2 separate regions of the Homo sapiens genome follow, and region 1 is linked to region 2. The links are chromatin loops, found by intact Hi-C in ENCODE. Cell type or tissue: PC-3. All regions are shown on one strand. Each heading gives the region's core, and the rest is flanking DNA. Links, peaks and the distances in the headings are about the cores only.

What was found. Peaks named below come from ENCODE experiments on the same cell type or tissue, not always from the same donor. Only the 100,000 strongest peaks of a DNase experiment are listed, where the experiment ranks them.
Region 1: it touches region 2 in a loop (7-fold over the local background); 4 of 110 quality-filtered maps call a loop at or near these places.

What each region holds. Positions count from the first base shown.
Region 1 is chr1:215,110,721-215,119,165 of GRCh38, forward strand. The region is part of intron 2 of KCNK2 (potassium two pore domain channel subfamily K member 2); the gene reads left to right. Among named protein-coding and RNA genes, the nearest start is that of KCNK2, 32 kb to the left of the region's middle. In PC-3, for the core only: no CTCF peak of the experiment used is centred there; DNase peaks (open chromatin) are centred at 3,581, 3,841 and 4,121; H3K4me3 peaks cover 1,120 bases; H3K27ac peaks cover 1,703 bases.
Region 2 is chr1:214,896,977-214,905,421 of GRCh38, forward strand. No RefSeq gene overlaps it. Among named protein-coding and RNA genes, the nearest start is that of KCNK2, 180 kb to the right of the region's middle. In PC-3, for the core only: no CTCF peak of the experiment used is centred there; DNase peaks (open chromatin) are centred at 4,935, 5,865 and 6,145; H3K4me3 peaks cover 1,643 bases; H3K27ac peaks cover 3,269 bases.

The DNA.
Region 1 (8,445 bases), core at 321-8,320, 210 kb after region 2:
AAGTGCAGTGATTTCCCATATATTCCCTGCCCCCACACATGCATAGCTTTCTCCATCATCAACATCCTTCATCAGAGTTACACATTTGTTACAATTCATGAATTTACATTGACACATCACTATCACATTATTGTCATCATTATCAACTAATTGCTAACATTAAGGTTCAGTCTTGGTGTTGTAGAGTCTATGGGTTTGGATAACATACAATGTCATGTGTCCATTATTACAATAGCCTAAAGAATAGTTTCACTGCCCTAAAAATACTCTATGCTCTGCCTAACCCCTTAAATCCTGACAATCACAGTCTTGTTACTGTCCCCATAATTTGCTTTTTCAGAATGTCATATAGTTGGAATTATATAGCATGTAGCTTGGTAAGATTGGCTTCCTTCACTTAGTAGTATGCACTTAACGTTTTCTGCATGTCTTTTCATGTAATCTGAGAGCAGAGGTAATTTCGTGTCTTCTTTTCTGATTTGGATGTCTTTTATTTCTTTTTCTTGCCAAGTTGCTCTACCTAGGATTTCCAGTACTGTTTGAATAGAAATGGTGAGAGTGGGCCTCCTTGTCTTGTTCCTGATCTTAAAAGAAAAGCTTCAGTTTTTCACCATTGAGTATAATGTTAACTGTAGGGTGTTATATATGACTATTATTTGTTGTATATATTCATTCATTTGATGGTTTATCCTCTGTCACTAGGCTTTCTTTACTCTTTTAAATTATTTTTTTCCTTTTGCTCTTTTAACTGGATACTATCAAATGATGTTTGTTGAAGTTCACTGTTTTTTTCTTGTGCTTGATCAAGTCTGCAGTTGAACCACTCTAGTAAATTTTTCCACTAAATTATTGTATTCTTCAGCTCCAAAATTTCTGTTGGGTTCTTGTTTATATTTTATGTCTCTTGTTGACATTCTTATTTTGTTCATACATTATTTTTCTGAGCTTGTTGAACGTCTTTATGATGGTTATTTTGAATCTTTATGAGATAATTCATATGCCTCTGTTACTTTAGGATCAGTATGCGGAGATTTAGTTTGTTCTTTAATTGGGCCATGTTTCCCTGTTTCTTTATGTGCCTTGTAACTTTTATGATTGGATCTACGCATGTGAAATAAAGAGTCACCTCTGTAAATCTCTAAGGACTGGATTCATGTGGGGAAATACCTAATCACCAATCAGCCCTAATCAGCCTGCCTAGAGATTCTGTGGGCCTCAAATCTTTTTTATAGTTGTGCGTTCTCTGGACTTGTGCCTGTAAGTTACCAAGTACAGGGATTTACTCTTTTCTTTTTCAGGGGCTTGTAATCTCTTGCTCTCTCTGGAGCTACCACATGCTGCTCAGCTCTTCTTTGTTCTCAGTGGCTCCCAGACTTCTAGAGCGTGTTAGGTCCTGTTAATGCTGTTAGCTGGACAAGACAGGCACCAGTCCCTCAAGAAGCCTTTTGGAAAGTCTGCTTGCTGGACATATGTTTCAGTCAGTCTTCTCTTTCCCTCCCCTGGGAGAAACCCAGTGAGACATGATTAAGGTGGAAGACGGTAGTATTGACAATCCTGACCTTGTGCAGGCCTAGGATGATTTGTTTGTGTCTTAGTTTTTTTTTTTTAAAGTGCTTAAAAAGTTAAAAAAATTAAATAGTTAAAAAAAAGATTATGGAATAAAGATATAAAGAAAAAATATTTTTATACAGCTGTACAATGTGTTTTTGTTTTAAGCTTAGTGCTAGTACAAAAGTCAAAAAATTAAACAGTTTATAAAGTGAAAAATTTACAATTAGCTAAGGCTAATTTGTTATTGAAGAAAGTTAGTTTTATTTTAAAAATAGATTCAGTGTACCCTAAGTGTACAATGATGTCCTAGGCCTTCACATTCACTCACCACTCACTCACTGGCTCACCCAGAACAACTTCCTGTCCTGCAAGCTCCATTCATGTAAGTGTACCATTTTTTACTTTTATACCCAATTTTTACTGTATCTATCATATGTTTCCATATGCTTAGATACACAAATACCATTGTCTTACAGTTGCCTTAAGTATTCAGTACAGAAAAATGCTGTACAGGTTTATAGCTTAGGAGCAATAGGCTATACCATATAGCCTAGGTGTGCAGTAGGCTATCGCATCTAGGTTTGTGGAAGTACTCTCTATGATGTTCACAAAATGATGAAATTGCCTAACCACACCTTTCTCAGTATCACATTTCTCACTATCGCAAACTGACAGAATACAGTGTAGTCACGTGTCGCTTAACAGTAGATGACTATACTGTATTCTGACAGTTCATGATAGTGATTTTATGTCTACTCAAAAATCAGTAAGCATAGAATATACTACAAATGATTCTTGAGTAGTTAACATTATACTGGACACATAGGCCATATGCGACATAAACATATAAGACAAGGCCTGATGACTATTTAGAATGCATCATACACGTGGATAAAATAAAATGTTCACCGACGTTCAACTTTATGAGTTAGTTCTTTAAAAAATTCATTTATGAATGTATTTTTTTTGCTTAGAACTTTCAGTATTTCCACATAGAAATAATATTGTAAATGATAGCTATATGCAAGGTGAGGCAACCAAAGCAGTAATACAACTGAACTATTAATATAACCCCAAGACCTGAACCTGGCTTGCCAAGTTATTTTATTATTCTTTTGGCATATTTTACTTATTTTGACCAAGTGACCCACTTAGCCTCTTTCTGCCTCAGCTTTTGTGAAAGATAAGTATGTATCTGATTCCTCTTAAGTAACACTATATGCATAATGCTCACAAGGTTCTGGTGAAGCCCCTCCGGTCTTGCACTGCTGTTTCAAATAGTTAGCTTAAAGAGAAGTAGCTGTCTAGAGGACACCCAACATATTATTTATTTTTATTTTTTTGAGACAGAGTCTTGTTCTGTTGACAGGCTGGAGTGCAATGGCACGATCCCGGCTCACTGCAACCTCCTCCTCCCAGGTTCAAGCGATTCTTATGCCTCAGCCTCCTTATTAGCTGGAATTACAGGTGTGCAACACCACGCCCAGATAACTTTTGTATTTTTAGTAAAGATGGGGTTTTCCCATGTTGACCATGCTGGTCTTGAACACCTGGCCTCAAGTGATCTGCGCAACTCGGCCTCCCAAAATGCTGGGACTACAGGCATGTAATCCCAACAGATGTACAGCCCCAACAGATATACAGCAAGTGATTAAAAATGAAAGTGTGAGTGAGGTTCAAGTGTAGTTAGTCATCTCCTAATGCCCATAACCTTTCCCCTTCATGCCTCTTCTGAATCCTCGAGAGACTGCATGTTGCTTTTTTGTGACTTTTGACTTTTCTCTTTCCCTGCTTGGTTTAAAAGTTTTCTGCATGTTTCACCAACATAAACATATTCTTGGATTGTGGGAGTTAGGAGACAGATGAAGTGGAGAGAAGACCCACCAGCCTCATGCTTATTATGAGAATTCTGAAGCATCTTCCCTTTCATAGGGTGCTGTGCTCTGAAGCATTGTTGAGATTAGTATCTTAGTTGTGAATGAAGACAAACAATACAGTATAAGTGAGTGACTAATGTAGAAAACATGAGGAAAGGTGCCAAGTTCATTTTCAGCGCTGATGGTTGTGGTGTGACACTCTCATGCCAGCCAAAGAGGTGCCTGAGGGAAAGGTTTAATTGCACTTTTGTGTAATAACTACTGGACAGGTGTCAAAGGGTAGCTCCATTATTCCAGTTGGCTCAAAAAAGGGCAAGAAATTCTATCAGGTTCTTGTTTCTCAAACAAAATAGAGTTCAACCAATTCAGTATTTGCTATAACTGGTGAGTGTATGGGTGTGTAATTGAGAAAGGCGGGGGAAACTTGGAAAAAGCTAAGAAGCTAAGACAGAATCAGTATGAATCACTATGTTTTGGGAAGTTATATATTATTTTTGCTGTCTTGATTTTGTGACATTGAGCCAAGAAATATAAACATATTAAACAGTTTTGCAAGACTTCCTTTTCTCTGCATAATGTTAGCAAGTCATTAATAAACTTCCCATGCAGTATATTAAGAAGTTTTACCTGGAGCCTAAAAGCACAGAAATTTCTTGTAGGTTATTAATGGCAATGAGTCAACTCACTCAAAGTGAGAAATACACATTTTATGGGGCCTGAAACAGGATCTGTCTATCAGGATATTATTGGAATGTCTTAGTATAGTGCCTTTACTCATGACTAATTTGGGTTGTAGGAAGTTTGATTTATTCAAATATAAATTGTGTTAACTGGTTACTTTGTCAGGTGTGTGTGTGTGTGTGTGTGTGTGTGTGTGTGTACAAAGCTTGAGATTTTCAATCATCACTATGATATTTTAGTTACTATGATTTTTTAATTTCAGTTCTCACTATGATTCTGGAAGGACAGGAAAAAATCCTTTTGTTTTTAAAACTTACATAAAAATATTGCCTTTCTGTGGAAACTTGAATAATTTTCATAACCATTTCCCCTGCCTGTGATTACCTTTATATAGGTACAAAACACTTTCTTTTTGTTTAAACTTGTATCCATTATGGAACTATAGGCTTAAGTGCATTGGGAAATCAAATGAATAGAGATTAGTGACATTATATTGGAAAAAAACGAGAGGTTTTCCAAATTTAGGAACCCTATGGATGTGTGTAACTGACAGAGAAAAACATCCTTTTTCACATTTTAGCCTTTTTCTTCTCATCAGTTTAGAAATTCAGGCCTTAGAAAAATAATGTGTAAATAAATGTTGGTTAGTGTAGCACGCCTTGGGCAACATGGTACAAAAATATTGTTTCAGGTACTGTCTCCCTGATCTCAGTCTCCTGCCTACTCAAATCCTATTTTAAGGACAACCTCTTTTAAAGGAACTGCCTAGATAAATATCTTACTGTCCTAGAACTGTGTCTTCCTTACTAACTAAACAACCTTGATCTTTTTCCTCTCTCCTTGCCTTTTGGTTTCTTTCTGACTTCTTCTTCTACCTCCTTCTCTTTCATGCTTTCCTTTTTTTTTTAAAAAAATTAATCTTTTTCTTCCACTCATGCTGAGATGGGGTAGAAGGTGGCCAGAAAGATAGACAAAGATTAATGGTCCCATAAAATATTATTCCATACAGTAATATGGAATCTAGGAAGACTCATGGAAAAATGCACACCAGGGAAATGCCGCTTCAGTGTGCTTGCTTCACATATGTAGACTGGCTCCTTTAGAGTTGCACAGGGTCTTCATCATGTTTTTTTTTTTTTTTTTCTATACACCACTGTGCTCATTTCATTGAGGCTCAAAGGAAAAAGAATTTCAGTGTTTCAAGTTCAGCCCTTGCCTGATATATAAATCTTCCCTGTAACAAGTCAGCTAATGGTTACTTGCCCTTAGACATTAGACAGGTTTACTCAATAATAGAGGAATAGTTATGTAAACTATGTTAAATGTAGCTACTCAGTGAGATATTGAAGTCCTTAAAAATGATAGCTCTGAAGACTACAAAATGCCTTGGAATATGCTTATGTTATATGAAAAGAGTTTTCAGCAGATTTATTGTTACAACTATTAAAACGTGAATATATGCATGTTGCAAAATACTGTTTTAGGAACCGTGACTGATTTTTTTTCTTTAGTATTATTTTTCCAAATGTCCAATAATATGTATATTACTTTTATGATTAAAAAAATCTCCCTAAATGGATATGACCAGGAAAGACAACCCAAATACCCAGCAGTATGCTTCATGGTTTCTGGCCCTTCAATGATATCTGCTCTCAAATCTGTTGTTCCCTGCTTTGGATTTTAAGCTTTTGTTTCTACTAACAGAAAATAAATTTACACTTTCAAAAGAGCAAGAAAAAAGCTGTACACTTCATTAGTCTGTTTAAAAATAGCTTTGACACTCGATTGCATAATCCCCAAATGGAAGGAAATATATCAGAAGGTAAGCAAGATATTTACTTTTAGACGTGCTTCCTTAAAGTCTGGTGTGCAGAAACTGCCTTCTGTAGAAAATAATATCCCTTTTAAGTAATAAGAATTAAATTTTATTTTTATAAAGTCTTCATGAAATAAATATATTTTGACTCATATTTTTGTAAGAAACATTATGGCATATTGTTTCTTACAAAATCTTCCTTACAAAATATGCTGGGGGGGGAACCTTGAAAATATGCTTATCAGTCTCTAAGTGTAGTATGATTTAAACACCTATGTTTTGTATAAAATATGCAAAGTACTACTCCATTTCTTTTCTCCACATGAAATCAAATATATATTTTTATAAAGAAAAAGATTATTGATGCTAGGTTTTGAAAATCTAACATTTGTCAGTACTCTATAACATTACATTTAATTGTGGAATGTAACTTTGTGATTTCTGCATTTTATATTTAGACAGATGCCTCTATTTTTCCTAGAAAAAAATAAAACAAGTACCATGTCCATATAACTACAGAATTTCTGAAAAACTAGTTTCATGTAATGAGTCACAAAATTTGATATCAAATCACAGATATATGAATTAACTTCTATAAAATTTAATTATCTTAAATATTAAATAGTATCTCTGGATCTCTCAGATGTATGCAAAAATGGAATACAACTTGAATTTCCAGTAAGGATTCAACAATCACTCTGTGTTCTCTCAGAATAACATTCTAGGCAATAAAGGGTTTTCCTTTGATAAGTATGTATCCTTCACTGTAGAACTGTAATGAGAGCCTAATCGATTGATATGCTAGTAACAATGTTTTTCCTGTTCATGGAAATTAGCCTTAATTCTGCAGTAATAAATATCATACTGCAGTGAAATTTAGTATGTTATACACACTGTTCATCAAAACACAAGTACTATTCTTTTGCATGCTCATATTTAATTGCCATTTTGCCTGCACCAAATGCTCAGATATTGGCAATTTTATATGCTTCAGCCTAGTGTTAGCATTAACTGAGAACTGCTCATGGAATATTCTTGAAGAGCAATATGCTAGTGTAGTGTGGTTTTCAAGAAGTTGTTTGCTTCCTTGTTCGGTTATTAAGGGTCCTAGTGGCACTCGACAGGAATATTATTTTATGCAAGGAACCCAATGACATACTTTAGTTTCCAGAATATCATGAAAGGACAAAGAGGTAAAGAAGATGGGTCTAGTATCCTGCTGCCCCTTAGTGGAACCTAATTTAATATGTAAAATGGCCCAAGAAGCAGCCCAATCATTAAGACTGCCACATGTTACTGATGTTAGAGGAGGAGTGTCTTGTGTAAATGATGTCCATAAATAACATTCCAGATATATATGTCCAGTAAATTTTAAAAATACTTAGAAAATGGATAATCCAGTGTGGTTCCTCATTGTTTCAAACCTGCCAGTCAAGGTTGCCTAGGCTCCACCAGTGCAGTCTGTGAAATTCTGAGCCTGTAAGAGTAAGGGCCATGTTGAGATACTCTCTGGTTTTAATAGCAGGACCATTCAAAACAGCTCACATCATCTGGAATAAGGTAATCATAGTGTTGACACATAGCCAGAGGTTAAGAATGAGATGCATGAGGATCCTGTAGCCTTTGGCAACAATACTCACACATGACTGTGTATTATTGATGGGTGATGATTATTTTTGTGCTGCAACCATAAATCGTAATGATACCCACTATTATCTCCCCACAAAGTCTTTTGGCAATGAGAGCATCATTTATTATTTTACTTTCCTCATCCCACATTCTTCAAGTTTTTAAAAATAATCTTGCTTACATGGGTTGAAGTGGTCACATGTAGTGTTGTGGATGTGTGATTGGATTCGTTATCTAAAGACTAGTTTCTTCTCAGTGTGGAAACTGGCTTCCCCCGCAAAGAAATGGTCGCAAATAAAAATCTATAATTGCAACTACCAGAAATTTGGCAAGATGATACTTGTTACTGTTTCAGGAGCTGTGTTACTGTATATATGTCAGTATAATTATAAGTGGATTTGGCCATTGTACAACTTATTGGAAATTATGTCGTTTTTAAAAATGGAGAAAAAGCGGAAAAAATCTTAAATATCCAATTAAAATAAGTTGGCATCGAACCAGTTATACATATATCATTGGTATAAACTAATTAGGTGTTAACCCCTTGTACCTGCAGTTCAGAATTTTCTTTATCACTTAAAAGTGTTCAAATTATTAATGTGATTCTACTTTTAGGATGATAGGTGTGACAGCATATTTTAATGAAATCCTGATGATAACAGAGGAGGAATTTGTTCAAAACATTCTGTACTGTTTTGATGAACATAAACATCTCAGTATAGGAAAAATAAGTAAAATCAGAACTTCTGGTGCCATTTGTGTTTTAAGATCCACAATATAGCCTACTCTGAAAGCAGTACATTCTTCAGCCTTTTCCAAAATTGCTAAATTCCCTATATCTTCTTCTTTAATGAAAACATGGCCATTCTAGTACTTTATAGCACACAAAAA
Region 2 (8,445 bases), core at 187-8,186:
GAACATCAGTTTGGTACTATATTTATTTTAGAGAAAAATTTGATCATTGTAGAGACAGATGGTAGAGTTTGCACCTTTTTTTAAAAAATGCAAACAGGAGCTTTTAGAAGTCTGCTGCTAAAATCGCATAAGAATGGAAATTAAGGAAGCAAAGCTGGGATCTAGGAGATGCATTGTAGATATTTTACAGTTCTGCACAACGACAACTGAACTTGTCAATCATCTTCAGTAGCAAGTCTATAAATTTTGTAAATGAAGAGCCATATAATCTCTAAATTCAGAAAGAAAAGAAAAAACCTCTAGCTGCTGAAAATACACCTAGCACACAAGGATGAATGAAAGTAAGTATAAGCAAATGAAATGAAAGTCACTGGGCTGAAAATGTGGTTTAATATGCTTCCCTGAGGAAAAATGTAACTGTCTAACACTATTGAAAACAGCATCTATTGATTTTGGAGCTGGCATTTTATAATAAAAGAGAGGACTAAAATGAAAATGAAGAAATTTCCAGAACAGAAATTTTCAAATTCTCTTATCCCATATTTCCATCTTTCTCTCCAGTTTGAATCTTATAATTTAGGGCTTGCTATAATTCTTGTGACTCATTGAATTACTCTACCAAAAATGTTTAGAGATTTCCATTCATTTGAAATAAAGATAGTGATGGCATGATTTCTATTGTTAGAGAAACAGGGGAAAAGGAAGGAAATGAGAACTGACTGGGCAGGATCCAGGGATTGGATTTCATGTCCTGGAAAAGAGGTGCTTATCCACAGTGGGTGTTACTGAGGGATGGTACCAAAACACAGGTGCTTGCTTTCTGCTTCATTGCCCTGAAATTCCCTCGAAACACTTTCCTTATAATTAGGATGACTGTATAATTTATTGTTGACACAGAGACACTTTTAAGAGTTGGGGGGGGACGCAGTAGCTTATGCCTATAATCCCAGCTCTTTGGGAGGCCAAGGCGGGTGGATCACGAGGTTAGGAGTTTGAGACCAGCCTGACCAACATAGTGAAATCCCATCTCTATTAAAAATACAAAAATTAGCTGGGCTTGGTGGCCGTGTGCCCGTAGTCCCAGCTGCTTGGGAGGCTGAGGCAGGAGGATTGCTTGAACCAGGGAGGTGGAGGTTGCAGTGAGCCGAGATCGCACCACTGCATTCCAGCCTGGGTGACAGAGTGAGACTCCATCTCAAAAAAAAAAGAAAAAAAAAAGTGGGAGGGAATGCTATGAATAATCACTCCAGAACAGTGGTATCAATCTGACTTTCCTTGGGAAACAGGAATGAATGCCACTCTACCTCTAGAGTCCTTGTATCTGTGAGCGCAACCTCCTGTGATTAGCATCTCCATTGTCTCTTGCAGATACCATTAGATCCTGATTAGTATTCTCAATCGTGCACTCGCTCCCAGAAGGGTAAATATCTCATCTTTGTTTCCTTTGTTCCTCTCATAGCACAGAACCTAATGAGAGGCTGGCCAGAGCTGCTCCCTCTTAAGAGAAACTCCTCACGCCTGTAATCCCAGCACTTCGGGAGGCCAAGGCGGGTGGATCACGAGGTCAGGAAATCGAGACCATCTTGGCTAACATAGTGAAACCGCATCTCTACTAAAAATACAAAATTAGTTGGCCGTGGTGGCATGCACCTGTATTCCCTGCTACTCAGGAGGCTGAGGCAGGAGAATCACTTGAACCCGGGGGGCGGTTAGGGTGAGCTGAGATTGCGCCACTGCACTTCAGCCTGGCGACAGAGCGAGACTTAGTCTAAAAAAAGAAAAAAAAAAAAGAGAGAGAAACCCCAACCGTCTCCTTTTCCTTTGTATTCTTTGGCTCTTTCTGCCTCTGTAAATGCTCTGGATTAGTGTGGTAGTGTAAAGGAGTAGCTCTCCCAGTCTTGGGCTGAGAGCTCTCTGTGCAAACTATTCTCTTTTTGCTGACACATGTGTTCTAGACAGGGCTTTACTCTTCAGAGGTCCAAGGGGGAGTCCTGAGTTCAGGGGTATAGTCCAAATACTCTATTCTTTCTTCTGGACTGAAGTAAGTAAGCTTGTGCAAAAATAATTTCCCACCTGGGTCAGTTTAGTTTACCAAGGTCCAACACTGAGATTTGAGCTTGAAGTTCCAATTGGTAATAAATTATTTCTTTGTTCAGTTTATACATAAGATAGATAAACATATGGGGAAACTTTCCATTTTTGTTTCCTTACATTTTTCCACTTTAGCCTTCCTGATGCTCATAGTTTGATTTTCTGTAATGTGTTGCTCTTTCCCTGCCTAGGATCTTTTGGCAATATCAGGAGTTTTTGGAATTGTTTAACTGGTCTGCATCACTTTCTCAGTAGCCTGTGATTCTCCACTTGGGTGCAATTCACAAATATTTCAAAGACCAGGGAAATCCTTTTTCCTTACTTTCAGATACCAACTTTTCCCACTCAGTCAGATGTCTTTGGCTCTATTTCTTTACTGGTAGATTGAATATAATTTCCAGCCTCTTATGGAGGCCTCTTTTTTCCTTCCTATTTATTATTCCCTGTAGCCTCTCCTCTGTACATGCTTTTGGTTTTGCTGTTTGTTCTTTTTTACTCTTCTTTTTTGTAAAAATGTGAAATATATTTGTAGAAGTCTATATAAACATACACATACATACCTTTTAAAGGATAGTAATTTTAAAAAGCCAAATAATGTATACTGATGACCCAAGTCAAAAATAGAGTATCATGGCTACTTTATGAATGCTCTATATGCTCTTTTCCATTTCTATCTTCATCCTAGGCATTGCTCTGATTTTTGTTTTAATAATTCTCTTGCTTTTTGAAATAGTTTTACTAATTTTGTATTATGTGTATATAAGCAATATGTAATTTAATTTTACCTTCGAACTTTCTATAATTGGAAACTCTATCAGTTAGCTTGTGCTGTAAAACAAATCACTCTAAAAATGTATTGGTTTAAAATAATAATTATTTGCTCATAATTTTTTAGGTCAACAGTTTGGCCTGAGTTCAGCCAGAAAGGCTCATCTCTGCTCCAAGAGATTATCTAGACATACTCATGCATTAATGGTTAGCTACTCCACAGAGTATCTATAGTGACCTTACATTGTGAGCAGCAGGGGTGCCACCTTAAGCCCAAAGGCATTCTTTATCCAGCAGAGTGGCCCAGGCTGATTCATTTGGTAGTGGTTTCAGGGTTCCCAAGACCAGCAAGATAGCAAGCCCCAAACTGTAAGTTTATGTATCCTATTTGCTAATGATTCCTTGACCAGAGTAAATTACATGCCCAAACTCCCATTCAAATGATGGAAAAATAAACTCCACATTTTCATGGGAAAAGTAACAAAGTCACATTGCAAAAAATATGCATCCTGGAATGAGAGGAATCTGTGGCCAATTTTGAAATCTATCATTGTTTGATTTATCAGTTACAGAAAGAGTTGTACTAAAATTGCTCTCACAATGGTAGATTTTTCTTTTTCCCTTTGTAATTCTGTCAATTTTTGCTTTATGTATCTTGAAGATATATTATTTTATGCATACAAGTTTAGAATTTGAATATTTTCCTGGAGAATTAAAGCTTTTATTATTACAAATTAGGTTTTTCTTTCTACCTTTTTGGTTTTCAGACTTTCCTTTTTATAAGGATGTCTAGCTGCCTGAAGAACTCCTAATAGAATGTTATTAGTGAAGGTCTACATCCCTTCTGAAGGTAAATTTTTTAGTTTTACTTATCAGAAAATATTTTTTAGGCCGGGTGTGGTGGCTCATGCCCATAATCCCAGCACTTTGGGTGGCCAAGGCGGGCAGGTCACTTCAGGTCAGGAGTTTGAGACCAGCCTGGCCAAACTACCTGTCTCTACTAAAAATACAAAAGTTAGCCAGGCGTGATGGTGCATGCCTGTAATACCAGCTACTCAAGAGGCCTTATTATTTATAGGTATTTTTGCTGGATATAATCGGATGACAATGATTTTCTCTCAACACTGAAAATGCTATTATACCATCTTCCAACTTCTGCTGTTCTTTTTGATATGTAATTGGCAGTCTGATTTGCCTTCTTTTCTCATGGTTGCTTTTTACTCCTTCTCATTTTTGTGGTGTTCTAAACTTTCAACATAATATGAGTGAATAGGAATTCTTTTTATTTTGCCTATGCAGGATTTGGTGTATTATTAGATCTATTGAATTGGTGACTTTTGTTACCTTTTGGCAATATTTTTTTTTCAAATATTGCCTCTGTCTTATTATTTATTTTCTTTTCTTCTAAAATTTTCATTAGATGTACATTTGACTTGCTCACGATTATTTACTTCTTCGTATGGTGCCATTCATAATTTAAGAATTTACCTCGACAAGCTCTAGGCACTAAAAATCAAACAAAAGACTAATTGGTCAGTGTTCCTATATTTGAAACACTTACTGTAATCTCTTTGAAGTCATTTGTTTGTTATTTAGCTGTGCATCATTTTATCCCTTTCTGCTTTTCTCTGCTCCAGAGTACTGAGAACTTTGTCTTGGAACTCTTAGTGTATGCTGCTTGAGTTAATAAAAGGGATATTTACTTGTTAATCGTTCAAATCAAGCCTCCACATATTGCCACCTAAGAACCACCCTTTGAAACTAAGGATAATAGTGTGTATGTGTATGTGTGTGTTTGTGTGTGTGGAAGCATATACGAATGATGTAACTGTCCAAATGTTTTCATTAGAGAAAATACATTCCACTATGCAGCTAGGGAAGTGGAGGAAGATGACAAGTTGGGAGGGAACAATTGAGATTTCTCTTTCTAACTCTCCCTCCTGCCTCCCCATAGAAGTGTCTTCTCTGTTTAAGAGAGAGAGAAGTTTGACTTGCATATCAACTGCATTAATCAGAGGGTGGGGCCAAAGCAGGGTGACTTTGCCAGTTCTTTCTTAGCTTTCTGTCAATCTCTTGGAAAGACCTGCACTCAAACATTTCTGTATTTCTATATCATGAAATGAGTAATCCAAGTCAGATCTTTACTGTCTCAGTTATAACTTCCTCACTTGTGACTTAACGTTTGAGTCAGAATAGTGTGGATCCTGAATTCCAAAACTTGAGTGGAAGGAGGCAGCACTGCTGTAGTGTTCAGTCTAGCTGTTCCCGGAGATCCATAAATAAAGCTGATAATTTGTTCAATTTAGCTCAATTCTGTGGATTTTTTTTCCCTACTGACTAGAGACCAAGAAAGGAATATGGTGATAGAATTCCAACATTGTATTGTACCTTGGAATTTTCATAGATTGTGTAGAAACAACTACTCATGAGAAATAAAGGCTGGATAGTATTTACTGTAATTGATTACAATAAATGCAATGAATTGGCAAATATTGAAATACATTTTAATGGCAAAATATATCTCTTTACTATTATGTAAAAATTGGTGATTAGGAGAAAACATAATGAAACAGAAAGATAATGAATTAAAATGGCTTTGGGTAGCATATATCCTAATTATTTTCTTTTGATTTGTTTTTTAGTTTGCTGTTAACTGATTTTGAAGTTTTGATGATTCCTGTAAGGCAAGGATCAAATTTAGTAGAAGTTCTTGTATTCTTGAAATTACATCACAAGATTTATTGAAATCAATGTCTTCAATGTTCTACTCAATGTCTCAGCCTATTTTTCTGAAGAAAACTCTTACAATTTTTATAGGTAGAATAAAAAACATCACCAAACTCAGCAAATAACTTTCAAAGAAGATATCATTAATGAATAAGTGAAGAGAAAATGCTTGTAGATAAAGTGGCTTGATGTCCAGGATGGGAAAACACTGGTAAAAATTTCCCTGCTTAAAAGAGGAAATCATGTTCTTGAACTTGTATTACTCATCAATGAAATGCATAGCTCTGATAACAAATACGAAGTATCCTGAGCCTGCCATCTAACACATCCATAGACATGCTGTGAAAAAGGAAAGGTAAGAGTGGTCTTAAGGAGATTTATTTTGGAGGATACACCAAAACAACAATAACACCAACACCAACAAACACTAGAAAAACAAACAAACCAAAATTCCATGAAATTCACCTAGAATTTTGAGTTCACTTTCCTGACTAGTTTGCACTGTTTAATTTGTGCAATATAGAAACTGTGACTTAAAGAGGCTAAATAGTTAGTCAGAGATGACTCAGCTAGGTGGCTAGGATAGACCAGATCCAAGTCAAGAATTCCTTGTGCTTGAAAACAAATTCTTTTAATTAGGATAACCCCATCATAGTTAATGGCTATTTTCTCAACAATTCAGTGGCTATTCATGATATGTGAACAAATATGGTATAAGACTTGTATTCGATGCTGTGATCTGAATGTGCCCCCAAAGTTCATATGTTGAAACTTAATCACCAGTATGACAATATTAAGAGGTTGGGCCTTTAGGATATGGTTAAGTAATGAGGGTAGAACCCTCATGAATGATATTAGTGACCTTATGAATGGATTGAAGGGAGTGCCCTAGTCCCTTTTGCCCTTCTGCCTTCTGATGTGTGAGAACTCAGCAATAAGGCGCCATCTTAGAAGCAGAGAGCCTACACCAGACACCAATTCTGCCAGTGTCTAGATCTTCAATTTCCCAGCTTCCAGAACTGTAAGAAATAAATATCTGTTCTTTGTAAATTACCTAGTCTCAAGTATTTTGTTATAGCAGCACAAATGGACTTAGACACTGGCCAATTATCTGGTATGTTAACAAAAATGGGGTAAGTGATCAACATTTGCACATGAGTAAGTACACAAATAATTAGTTGTCTAGCTCTTAGGATTTTTAAAAACTATTACATGAAAAAAGAAAGTACAAAGTATAGTGACATCATTCTGTAATATTAAATTCACTTGCTCTTCTGAATCATGTTTTTGATTTTTAATCAAACTAGATCTGTCTCAGAATTAAATAACCAACTCAATTTCTTTGGGAAATTAAGCTATGACTTCTGTGTGTCTAAAATGCAGTCTTTCTGTGTGTCTGTGATTCCTTTGGCCGTTATTCTCAGATGATTTTTTTTCTTATGATAATATAAGTGCTAGTGATGAATGCAATTGACATCATAATACAATGGCCTCGCAACAACAACAAAAAACCAAACAAGCAATAAAAGTTAGGATAGATTGAATACAAATTGCTATTTGGTATAATATTTAATGCTTTTTCTGCACTGAAGTTTTCAAAGAGAACAGCATATACTCTGTGCTCTTAAGGCTAACAAAACAAAAACACTAGCTTTTTGTACACCTTGAAATATAATACCATGTAATTTATACATGCTGTTGCCTTGACAGTTTTATTTCACATTCCTAAACTTCCCTTGAGCAAAGCTCTTAAAAATTATATCTAGCAGTAGAAAAGTTGGAGTCTTTAAAAACAAAATCAAAGGAGACAAAACTTGCTTAAAGTCTTATTGTCTATTTTCCCAACATTACCTCTTTGCCCATAATCCAGAAGTGAATGTTCTATTTCTAAAGTTATTTTTAGTACATGCACTTTTCTGCTTCCCTAATTCTTTTTAAAATGCAAACTGACATACATATGAACCACCCCCTCTGCCCCCACCCATAGAAACTCACAAACATTGAAAATACTAATGGGCTCCACATAGGAGAGAAGACTTAATTGTTTTTTAATAATAGAATAAAATTAAGAAGATTCAAAAGTAACCTATATTATAAATATTAAGTTCCCAAGAGAAATAAAATGGATCCAAAATGAGCTGTTCATAGAAATTGTTTCCATACATTAGAGGCTAGCATGAACAGCTGTCTAGATTTTTAATTTTTCTGAGATACCAAACTCATTTTAGTAAAACAATTGAAGTATAATTTTAAGATTATGGTATCAAATGAATAAAAGGTAAATTAACATTTCTGCATAGTCATATCGATGTTAAGTAAACATAAATTGGCTAAACAATTACATAAACTGTGAGTATTCACATTACAAAAAGTGTGACCTCATTTTGCAAAATCATTAACTGCTTCCCTTAATACACGTAAGCCTTGGATAACAAATCAGTAACTGCTTTGCAAAAGTGAAATGGAGGAAAGGTAGAAATTTTGAAAAGTATACCTTTAGGAGCCATTGCTAAACAAAATCATTTGGAAATGAAACTAACGTTGTAACTCTTAGGCAATAAAAGGTAAGTTTTATTAATAGGTTTCACTTGTTTTTAGAAATATATCTTTCAATAAATTCTTTTTTATTTTTCCTCCGCTGTTGAATCCAATGTTTTACAGCATTTTTCTCCCTTCTTGTTTCTCTCTTCTATGACACTCCTGAGAAAATACCCTACTTGAGACCCAAGATTCTTTATACTACCTTGTAACCATTTTCCTTCTCACAAGAAGCCAATGAATGAATGATTGGTGACTATATACAAAGAAACAAAAGGAAGGAGACTACATGGAATCTGATCATCCTTTGTTAAATGTTCT